Linked DNA regions of Homo sapiens: all the other regions are linked to region 3. The links are chromatin contacts, found by Hi-C or POLR2A ChIA-PET in ENCODE. All regions are on one chromosome and are shown on one strand. Each heading gives the region's core, a stretch centred on a gene start or an enhancer-like site at or near the end of the contact. The rest is flanking DNA. Distances are from core to core; before and after follow the strand shown.

Region 1 (3,214 bases), core at 372-2,871, 83 kb after region 3:
TGTCATTTTGTATGGGGTCAATCCACCATAACGTGTTTCTCATTTGGTTTTAATTATTTCCAGAAATCATAAAGTCACAAAACTGGAAGGGATCTTCAGAGATCTAGAGTGTTTCAAGCAGAAAACACATTAGTTATACAGGGCAGTTAGATATGGCTGAGATGTAAACAAGAGAATCTAAAAGAATGTTCAAGGAATAGCTGTTTTTGAACATTACTTAGTAATGGCATGAGTGGGAGGAGAGACTTTCAGCACCTTGAGACAGGGCGCTCTCTGGAACCAGCTTTGTTCCTCTTATCGAAAGCATATATGACAGTTTTTTTGGCTCCGGCCCTGTGGTGGGGGAGGTAATTATTGCCTTCATCCACATAAATTCCTTCCTATACATTCCCCTCAGACCACCCCAGAGGCAAAACTGAAATGGAAATCCAGTGGCACTTAAAATTCACCCTGCCCCGTTTGGCTGCGATTCCCAGGCTTACAGCACTGCCCTTATGGAATATCACATTTTCATTTTCTGAGATTCATTTTATAAAAGTAAAGGCCAGGTGCCATGGCTCACACCTATAATCTGAACACTTTGGGAGGACAAGGTGGGAGGATTGCTGAGCCCAGGAGTTCAAGACCAGCCTGGGCCACACAGCAAGATCCTGTCACTACCAAAAATTCAAAACTTAGTTGGGTGTGGTGGCACACACCTGTATTCCCAGCTACTCAGGAAGCTGAGGCGGGAGGATCACTCGAGCCCAGGAATTCAAGGATGCAGTGAGCTATGATTGCACTACTGCAGTCCAGCCTGGGCAGCAGAGCAAGGCCCTGAATAAATAAACAAAAGTATAATTTATTTTTGCCTGATATTAATCACTTCTTAAGGCCCAAATTTTTGTTTTTAAGCAAAAGGATAGCTCTAAGTGTGGGTTGCAGTTACTGGACATAAATATTCACTAAATGAGATTCCTTTGGTTATGGCTGTTCATAGAATTTTAATTCTATGTCAGTGTTCTTGTTCACTAAGATATTTCGAAGTGAGAGAAAGCATTTTACCAATACATTCTTATTTTTTCTCCTTTAAAATAATATTGAATTTTTCCTGGTACGAAGACAGATATTTATTAACTTGATTGGAAAACACAGAAATTAAGATCATGTTGAACACTGAGTTATCTAGATGATCCCTGAGATTTGAATGTTCATGTCAACCGTGTTGAGCGCTCACCAGCCACCAGGCTTTAGGCACTGGCAGTGCAAGGTGTCTGAGGCCCATTCTCAGGCTGGGCAGAGGTCACACAGTGAGTAAATGGGTCTTTTCAGTGCAATGTGGTTATGATAGAGGCATGCCAGGGTGCCACTAACCCAGCAGGTGTGGCAGGAGGGGCTTCACAGAGGAAAGGGACTTTGAGCTCAGTGTTAAAGGATGAGGAGTGAGTCATAAGGGGGAAAAATGGAAATGACTTTCCAGGCTTCAGAAACAGCATAAACAAACAAAGGCCTGAGAGCTGGAGTCAGTGTGGTGTGTCCAGGGATCACAAGTGGGCTGGAGCTGCCGGAGAACAGCCAAGTGGCTCAGCTGCCATCCCAGAATTGAGCTCGTCACTATCAGATGCTGCTGCTCCCTGGCCTCAGAGGAAAGCAGCACACAGCTCACCACGAGGGGTTTCCCCAGAGGCTCCTCCTGCAGCCAATGCTACTATTAGTTTATATTATAATAGTATCAGTTTCTTTTTCTTTGGAAATCCCTAGAACTGTTAACTGAAGGTGACTCAGGGTAACTAATTCTGGATCTTTGGGTGCACAGCCTCTCACTGGAGTCTGAGAGGAGGAGGTGGAGACTATCAGTGCACGGCCCGCAACCAGGAAGGACTCCCAGACTAACGCCAAAGGTGTGTTGGGCTCAGCTGCTCCACTGTGGAAAAGGAAAGCCCTGGCCCTGTGGCAGGAGAGGATTGTTCTAGTCAAGTGTGGCGTTGCACGGACAGGCGGTGCCGAGTGTTTGGGTGCAGACACAGGCAGCTGCTGCCCTCCACTTCCTGCTCTTGCAAGTCACAGATGATTCCAGTACAATGTGGGAGGTCCTCCTTACAGGGGCACTTGCAACAGGAAGGCAGAGAGTTTCGTCAATTCAGGTACAGGTCTGTCTGGGAGACCTGGCCCTGTGGAGGCAGGAACACCGTGCAGGGGCATGGCAGCGCCTGTCTTTGCTATCACATCATTTGCCTTTTCCTTGTAGGACCCAAAGATCTATGTCCAAAACTTAGTCCAGAAACATCTGCATTCCTGTTTAAACTTCAGCTCAGTTTCTTAACCAAGAACCACGTCAACCCTCCAGGGTTGTGGTTTGTATTTTTGCCTTTAAGCATTATCTCCTTTCCACCAAGAAGCCTACTTAGGTTTAACACATGAAAGCAGTGTCTAAAAATTAGATCGGTCCTAAATTGGAATGGGATGTCTTCCTTGCATGTCCCATACCAGGGAATTTTTTTAACACACAGTGTAGAGCCTTTGCCAGAGATGTTGAAAGGGAGATTAAAGGCTTGAGGGATGAATTTGATCATCATTCTTAAAGTCCCTTCCAATCCTGTGATTCTCTGATTCCCTGAGTCTCGTTTATTATTGGACATGCCTAGCCCATCACCAGTGACCTGCCCGCATATTGCTGGCTTCCCTTGGATAACGGAGAGCCTATCACCACATGCCTTTGTTGTCTTCCATCATATCAAGTGAGTTGCTTTCTGGACTTTTTCCATCTAGAGCCTGCTAGGTTTGGTTTTGAGAAAAGATGGTGAAGTTTCTTTTCATGAGTTTGTAGGGCAAAAAAAATTCTTTTTAAAGATGGTAAGGGTGGAAATTAATCATGGTACCATCTCATTAAAAATAGATACCTCAAAATGTTTACCTTTACAAGTCAAGAAGAGTATCTGACTTTCTTGGAAGTGTCAAGAATTGCAGGTTGGCTGAAAAGTTAGATTGAGAATCTGACCTTGTTACTTATGATTCTTTTTTCCCTTGGTTCTCGGGGATGCATGAGAAGGTGAGCTGTCACTCACAAAAAAAGGGAAAATGATTTGAAAAATGTTTCACATATACACTTTTTATCATTTTAGTGGATGGCAGCCTTACGTCAGTAGTATATGCCACTATGAAGTATGGCCAAAACCCTAGCGTCACTTGTAACCATTGTACTCTTATGGATTTGTGTCTTACACCATTTGCCTTG
Region 2 (3,623 bases), core at 1,120-3,619, 110 kb after region 3:
TTAATATGAGATCTACCCTCTTAACAAAATTTCCAGCATGCTGACTAGGTACAATGTTGTACAGTGCACCTCTAGAGTTTATTCACCTTGCCTAACTGAAACTTTGTGCCCTTTGATAGTAACTCCACATTTCTCCTTTCCCCCAGCCCCTGACAACCACCATTCCACTCTTTGGTTCTATGAATTCTGAGTACTATGGCTACCTCACATAAGTGAAATCGAATAGTCTTTGTCTTTCTGTGCCTGGCTTATTGAACTTGGGTTAGCTCCTCCAGGTTCATCCATGTCGTTGCAGGATTTCTTTCCTTTTAAGGCTGAATGATATTCCAATGTGTGTAGGTATGTACCACATTTTCTTTGTCCATTCTTCTGTCGATGGACATTTAAGTTGTTTCCACATCTTGGCTATTGTGAATAATGCTGCAATGGACGTGAAGGTGCTAATGGCTCTTCAGGATCCTGATTTCAATTCCCTTGGATAAGTACCCAGAAGTGCAATTGCTGGGTCAGATGGTAGCTCTATTTTGAATTTTTTGAGGAACCTCCATACTGTTTTCCATAGAGGCTGCACCATTTTGCATTTCCACAAATGGTGTGCAAGGGTTCCAATTTCTCCATAACCTAACAAACATTTTTTGTTTTTTGTTTTTTTAGCAATAGCATCCTGAGAGGTGTGAGGTGATATTTCACTCTAGTTTTGATTTGCATTTCCCTGACGACTACTGACATTGAAAGTATTTTTTCATATATGTGTTGGCCATTTGTTTTTTGTTTGTTTTTTCTTGAGAAAAAGAGTGCCACTGCACTCTGTCGCCCAGGCTAGAGTGCAGTGGCATGATTTTGGCTCACTGCAACCTCCGCCTCCCAGGTTCAAGTGATTCTCCTGCCTCAGCCTCCCAAGTAGCTGGGACTAGAGGTGCATGCCACCATGCTCAGCTAATTTTTATATTTTTAGGAGAGACGGTGTTTCATCATGTTGGCCAGGCTGGTCTTGAACTCCTGACCTCAAGTGATCTGTCTGCCTTGGCCTCCCAAAGTTCTGGGATTACGGGCATGAGCCACCGTGCCCAGCTTGTGTTGGCCATTTGTGTATCTTCTTTGGAGAAATGTCTATTCAAGTCTTTAGACCATTTTCAAATCCGGTTATAAGTTACGTCGTTGTTTGTTTGTTTTGCTATTGAGTTGTAGGACTTACAAGAGGTCTTGGAGATGATTTTGTTACATATGAATCCACCCTATTCGTTTTAATGACTACATAATTTACCTTTGCATGGATATGTCAGGGTTTCCTGCTGCTGATCTTTTTTTTTTTTTGGTCAAAAGTTTGCTCTTCAGACAGTATCTCAGGCACATCATAAATAAGATGACAACTTCTGCTGTGACCCTTAGTCCTTGCTCATGACACTTTTCAATCTCTGCCTTGTATCATGGTTATCACTGGACACAGCCACCTCCCCAGCAGGCTTAGAACTCCATGAGTAAGGGACCCTGTCTAATGTGCCGTTTCTCCTTATGGTATTACACACAGTCATAGGCATGGTAGTCGACTAATGGATCTTGGCTGTTTAAACCTTTTTCTCTGTACCCAGTACCTAAGTCCAAACTTGCATTCTTAGCATCCAATGAATGCAACGGCATCCTCTCTGAGCATCAGTGGACATACGTGACTTATCACTAACCCAAGGCAGAGGGCACCTAAGTATTGAACCTACAGACGAGGATCTGAGCAAGAGCCACAACTCCTTTGACAAAGCAGAGAAGTTCCGTGCCCTGCCTGAGTTTCCCCATTAATCAAGCTATAAAACTCAAAGCTGTAGTCGAATTTATTTCTACTCATCTTAAAACATATTGTTTTCTCACCTGAGACAAATGAGACAAAGCAACTCCACATTTTCATGACTCAGAAAGTCTAGTCAGGTTGAACACCATATTCAGCTTAAGCCTGGCCCAACTGAATATTCCTCTGCCTTCAAAGGATAGGAAAAATGTTGTCTGTACAGAGCTATTCTCTTTTAAAATGTCTGTGAAGGCCCTCACCCAGCCAGAGCGAACAAGGCTGCTGAGTCATATCTGAGTCAGCCAGGAGCCTGTACCAATGACTGCAAACTGAGTCTAGACACCTAATCCTTCCATTTTGAGGCCTTGTCTGCCACCACCCTAAAACTCCCTCCTACCAGAAAGCGCTGTGTAACATGTATACAAAATCCAGGTTAAAACAGCAACAAAACTCAAGTGAACTAAAAGCAATTCTGCTTTAAACGTTCCACAAGTTATCTGAGCTTCCTGGAAGCGCCTGAGATGTCTCAGAGTGAAAAGGAGGCAATAGCAGGGAAGAGAGAATCACTGTCCTAGACAAATCAGCCACGGAGCTGGTGACATGAAGCACCAAGAAAAGAGGAAGGAAATCATCTGTGTCCCTCTGAGGCAAAACAGGAGGCCACAAAGCACCCAGAAGGAGAGGCTGGCAGTCTGCTGTGGCCAGGAGAAGGAACTGGAAACAGGTGCATGTGTGTAAAAGTCCCAATCTGCGGAGCCACACAATGAGAAGGCTCACCTTAGGAGCCACTGGGCCCCACTGTGATACAAGCATGGTTACTGAAATTGAACAAAACAAAACTCAACTGGGACCCTTTCTGCAGACAAGCCACCATCTATAGCGGCTGTGTGACCCAGGAGTCATGAGGTGACATCATGGGGACTGATCCCCCCATCAGAGCAGTTCCCACAATGAGCACGGTAAACAGTGCATGGAGGTGTTTTGTTAAGTAGAAATCATTCTGGAGAAATGAGGCGGTATTTCATAAAACCACTGAGGTCTTGGGAAGCTAAATCAACCATTCTCAAGAAGCTAGAAATCCACATTGGCCTGGAAGAGCTGGAGAGTCGAAACCCGTTTTTTATCATGGTGTGTGATGTTGGTGGAGTCAATCACCCATAAGACATAAGTGCTTTCACAGAACCTTCCAGCCACATCAGGAGGCCTGCAGGACTGAAAAATGTTGCCCAGGCACCTGTCCCTCTGTGATCTTTCCCTCTAAAACCCATAACTCCAGTGTAATCATCAGAAAGACATCAGACAAATCCCAACTGTGAAAGCCTATCTCAAAAATAGCCTATCTCAAAAATCCCGAGAGCCTATCTCAAAAAATAATACATAAAATAGAAGTTTTTTTTTTTTTTAATGTTACCCATGGAGATAACTGCTAGACGAAAGTCTGGAGCCAGGTACTAAGGTGGGGCTGAACTGCAACCAGAAGCCTGGGGAAAAAGGTACACCCTGTTTCTCCCCTAGGCCCTTTGGGAGCATCGTGTCCAGTGGACTGGTGAGCCAGCAGTCTGCTCTACAGTAACCAGTACTCCTTTCCCCAAGCTTAAGCCACACATAACCTCTCTGAAAGATCACCTCAGCATGATATTCACCTCTCTATATGGCCAAACACCTGATCTTACCAAGCCAGCGTGTACAAGCAGCTGAGATCCCCACGTGACCTTGAGCCTTACCTGGTGCCTGTGCTCCCTGGCTCAGCTGGCCTGCCGCACACCTCACCCAGACCCTCCTGCCCAAGGGACCTTCTTTCTTTGATGTTCACCCAACCATGCACGCAGGACCAGCTGCTCCACTG
Region 3 (3,277 bases), core at 680-3,179:
GGTAGTTCTTGTGATTGTGATTATTATACTCTTACAGTATACATTACTGTTAGTTCATGTGGGTTATGTAGTAAGTTAGTTTCCTAGGGCTGCCATAACAGTACCAAACAGCAGTTTTTCTCTCATGGTTCTGGAGCCTGGAAGTCTGAAATCAGGGTGTCAGGAGGGCCATGCTCCTTCTGAAAGCTGTAGAACATTCCTCCTTGCTTTTTCCTAGCTTCTGGTGGTTGCTAGCAATCCTTGGCATTCCGTGGCTTGTGAATGTGTCTCTCCAGTTCTTGCCTGCATCTTCACATTGCCTTCCTTTCTATGTCTCTATGTCTTCACATGGACTCCTTTAAAAAAAAACAAAACAAAACATGGAGTCTCGCTCTGTTGCCCACGCCAAAGAGCAGTGGTGCTATAATAGCTCACTGCAGCCTTGAGCTCCTGGACTCAAGTAATCTTCCCACCTCAGCCTCTGGAGTAGATAGGACTGTAAGTGTGCACCACCATGCTTGGCTCATTTCACGGATGTTTATTTGTTTGTTTTAGAAACAGGGTTTTGCTTTGTTGCCCAGGCTGGAGTGCAGCAGCGTGATCATAGCTCACTACAGCCTCAAAGACCTGGGCTCAAGTGATCCGCCTGCCTCTCACTTCCAAGTAGCTGGGACTACAGATGTGCACCACCATACCTGGCTAATGTTTTGGCTTTTTTCGTAGATGGGGTCTCACTATGTTGCCTGGACTGGTCTTTAATTCCTAGGCTCACGGGATCCTCCCACCTCAGCCTCCCAAGTAGCTGGGATTACAGGTGTGAGCCACTGTGCCCGGCTCCACGTGACCTTCTTATAAAGACACCAGTCATTGGATTTATGTCTCCCCCTAATCCAGTATGATCCTGTCTTAGTTACATCTGCAAAGACCCTATTTCCCAAATAAGGATGTGTTCTGAGGTTCTGGGTGGACATGAATTTTGAGAGAATACTGTTTAACTCAGTACATCTGGTAATATTGTATCTACTGTGTTTCCCTAACAGTGTTAGAGCAGTTGATTTGGAAACAGTTTTCTCAATGTGAGACATGATGTCTTCAGGAAGAAGTATCCAAGGATATTAAAAGAAGATGATTCAAAATCCTCTTGTGGGAGATAAGAAAATATAATTGAAAGGATCTTCTTCTGCAGCTAATGCCACTCTCCTCTAGACTAAGTGATATCTTGAATAGGCCCCATGTCAGGATAATGGTGGCAGAGCTAGGACTTCCCTGAGCCCTAGACAAATTTTCTTTGTATTATACCAGGCCAATTTCTTCATACAAGTAGGACAGCCCAGCTGCAAGGAATTGCCCTAGGGTATTCACTAGTGAATTAGGAAGGAGCTTGTGTTATTCTGTGCATCCAGCCACTGTTAAAAAATATGTGTTGGGTTGGGGGCAGGAATTTCAGCATTTAATCTAACAAGGTGTTTTGGATGAGTTGTTTATTACCGTGGATTATAACGAGCCTATGGGGAACTGAACCCAAATGGTAAGGTCATGTTCTACGGTGACGACAAATGGCCTCTGAATAAAGCACTTCAGCTGTACCCAAGCAAGTTGACTGTACAGTTAGTTCACTCTGCTGGAGAGACAGTCTTGAAAATTTTCACCTTAATCAGCTTCAAAACAGCAGTGTAATAGTAGACTCTCACTCATCAGTCATCATGATGCATTCCAAGTTTTGTACTTACAGGAGAATTGATGTTGCTTCTGAAATTTTCTGTTTTCCAGGACTTCTAGTGTGATACCATTTATGAATAATATCCTTATCATGTGGGCATAGAAGGTGAATTTGAAGAAAATTTCAGGAAGCTCTGTGTTCAGAGAAATGTGTGCGTGGAATCTATGGGGCCTCCTCCTTTTAAACTGTTACATAACCCTGCCATTATTTACACTAGCTTATGATTCTGTCATTATACCATGGTTTCTACCATAGAAGACCAGCATTTCTGAGTCATTTTATCATTCTGAGTCACTGGACTGCCTAATGTGAAGAGTTCATTTTATACAGCGTTAAGTAGACATTTTCTTCTGAGCTTGTGCTAAGTTACAATGAATTTAAACATATATATTACATATGTAATATATGAAAATATATGCATATTTTAATACTATAGGTGTGGAGCTATGCTTAGCAGGAAAATAGTCTTAGAGTGCTGACATTCCAGTTGCTTACTATTTATTCATTTAATATCATTTGCTGAAGGTTCTTTTATCAAAGAAAACTCTTGCTGTATTGTGCCCTTGGTATTTGTGTGAATCAAAGACCTCTCAAAAACTAACCTTCTCCCTCAGTTATGTCATTGCGCGTGTAGCCCTGTCATCTTTTGCTCAGTACCTACATGTTATCTAAAAACTTGGTCAAGCAGTCGTGAATGCAGATACCAAGAGCATTTTTTGACCTGAGATTAATTTGTTGCACTTCCATTGCAGTTGTGAATTTTCAAAGGCCCTCTTGAATCGACTTTTAGACCAGTTCTGTAGTGTGAATACCCGTAGGAGCACCCAGATTGCTCTGTGTTTTGAATTAGGTACTGAAGAGATTCAGTAGAGTGAGTGGTGGATTGAAGTCATTTATGCACTATCTACAGGAGTTACCTTGGCCACATCAACACAGCACATGTACACTTCAGAAAGGCAGTGGCTGGGAACTGATGAGAGTATTATGTTCCAAGTTACTTTCCCTTTGTCCTAGGAACCTTATATCTAAATAATCTATCTCCCCTGGAATAATAACTGATGTAATTATTTTATTAATGGCATATATTCAGCATAAACTCTGCAAAGCAGGGACTGTGTGTACTTGACTCTGTTACAGTCTGGCACCCAGTACAATGTCCATGAATTTTAAGTGCTCTGTAAATATTTATAGACTGAATTAATGAGCGAGTAAATGAATGAATATAGTTTATTGAGTTGATATTACAAAGAGGTTCGGAGCACAAGCCCTGGTATCAGACTGCCTCTACCCCCCTCAAGTTGTGTCACATTGGGCAAGTTGCTTTACTCTCTGTGTCTCAGTTTCCTTATCTGTAAAATGGGAGTAATAGTTGTACCAATTTTATAGGGTTGTTATTAGGACTATCTGATATATACATGGAAAGCTCTTAGAACAGTCCCTGTATGTATCAAATGCTCCATAAATATTAACTCCTGTCAGTGTCATTATCATCATCATCAGTAGCAGCATCCTCCATTTGCAGTAACCAGGAAGCCTTGGTTAAAGTCTATGTCATGAGCATTTAGTGGGCCAGTTCCA

What was found. A loop is a pair of places that touch in the nucleus more often than their neighbours do. ChIA-PET counts read pairs that join two places held with the same protein, here RNA polymerase II (POLR2A). Pooled maps may share reads with other maps.
Region 1: a loop to region 3 is called in a pooled map, with 2.1 times the contacts of the local background. The contact joins two enhancer-like sites. A Hi-C loop is called at or near these places in 3 of 50 pooled maps. POLR2A ChIA-PET finds 5 or more read pairs at or near these places in 3 of 52 experiments (SK-N-SH, activated CD4-positive, alpha-beta T cell and activated T-cell).
Region 2: a pooled map shows a loop between it and region 3 (4-fold over the local background). The contact joins two enhancer-like sites. A Hi-C loop is called at or near these places in 6 of 50 pooled maps. POLR2A ChIA-PET finds 5 or more read pairs at or near these places in 3 of 52 experiments (PC-9, activated CD4-positive, alpha-beta memory T cell and activated naive CD4-positive, alpha-beta T cell).

Annotation. Positions count from the first base shown.
Region 1 is chr13:51,762,975-51,766,188 of GRCh38, forward strand. It overlaps WDFY2 (WD repeat and FYVE domain containing 2), which reads left to right. Exons shown (of 12, transcript NM_052950.4): 12 at 1-3,214. It also overlaps a transcript of DHRS12 not described here. Among named protein-coding and RNA genes, the nearest start is that of DHRS12, 40 kb to the right of the region's middle. RefSeq lists an enhancer at 1,547-1,866. Within about 2 kb of position 1,622, at least 29 of the 41 ENCODE cell types and tissues checked have a DNase peak (open chromatin) inside an H3K27ac peak, as active enhancers do.
Region 2 is chr13:51,791,627-51,795,249 of GRCh38, forward strand. The region is part of intron 2 of DHRS12 (dehydrogenase/reductase 12); the gene reads right to left. Among named protein-coding and RNA genes, the nearest start is that of DHRS12, 11 kb to the right of the region's middle. RefSeq lists an enhancer at 2,162-2,521. Within about 2 kb of position 2,370, at least 9 of the 41 ENCODE cell types and tissues checked have a DNase peak (open chromatin) inside an H3K27ac peak, as active enhancers do; they include PC-9, where a contact is called at or near this core.
Region 3 is chr13:51,679,587-51,682,863 of GRCh38, forward strand. The region is part of intron 3 of WDFY2 (WD repeat and FYVE domain containing 2); the gene reads left to right. Among named protein-coding and RNA genes, the nearest start is that of WDFY2, 97 kb to the left of the region's middle. Within about 2 kb of position 1,930, at least 3 of the 41 ENCODE cell types and tissues checked have a DNase peak (open chromatin) inside an H3K27ac peak, as active enhancers do; they include PC-9, where a contact is called at or near this core.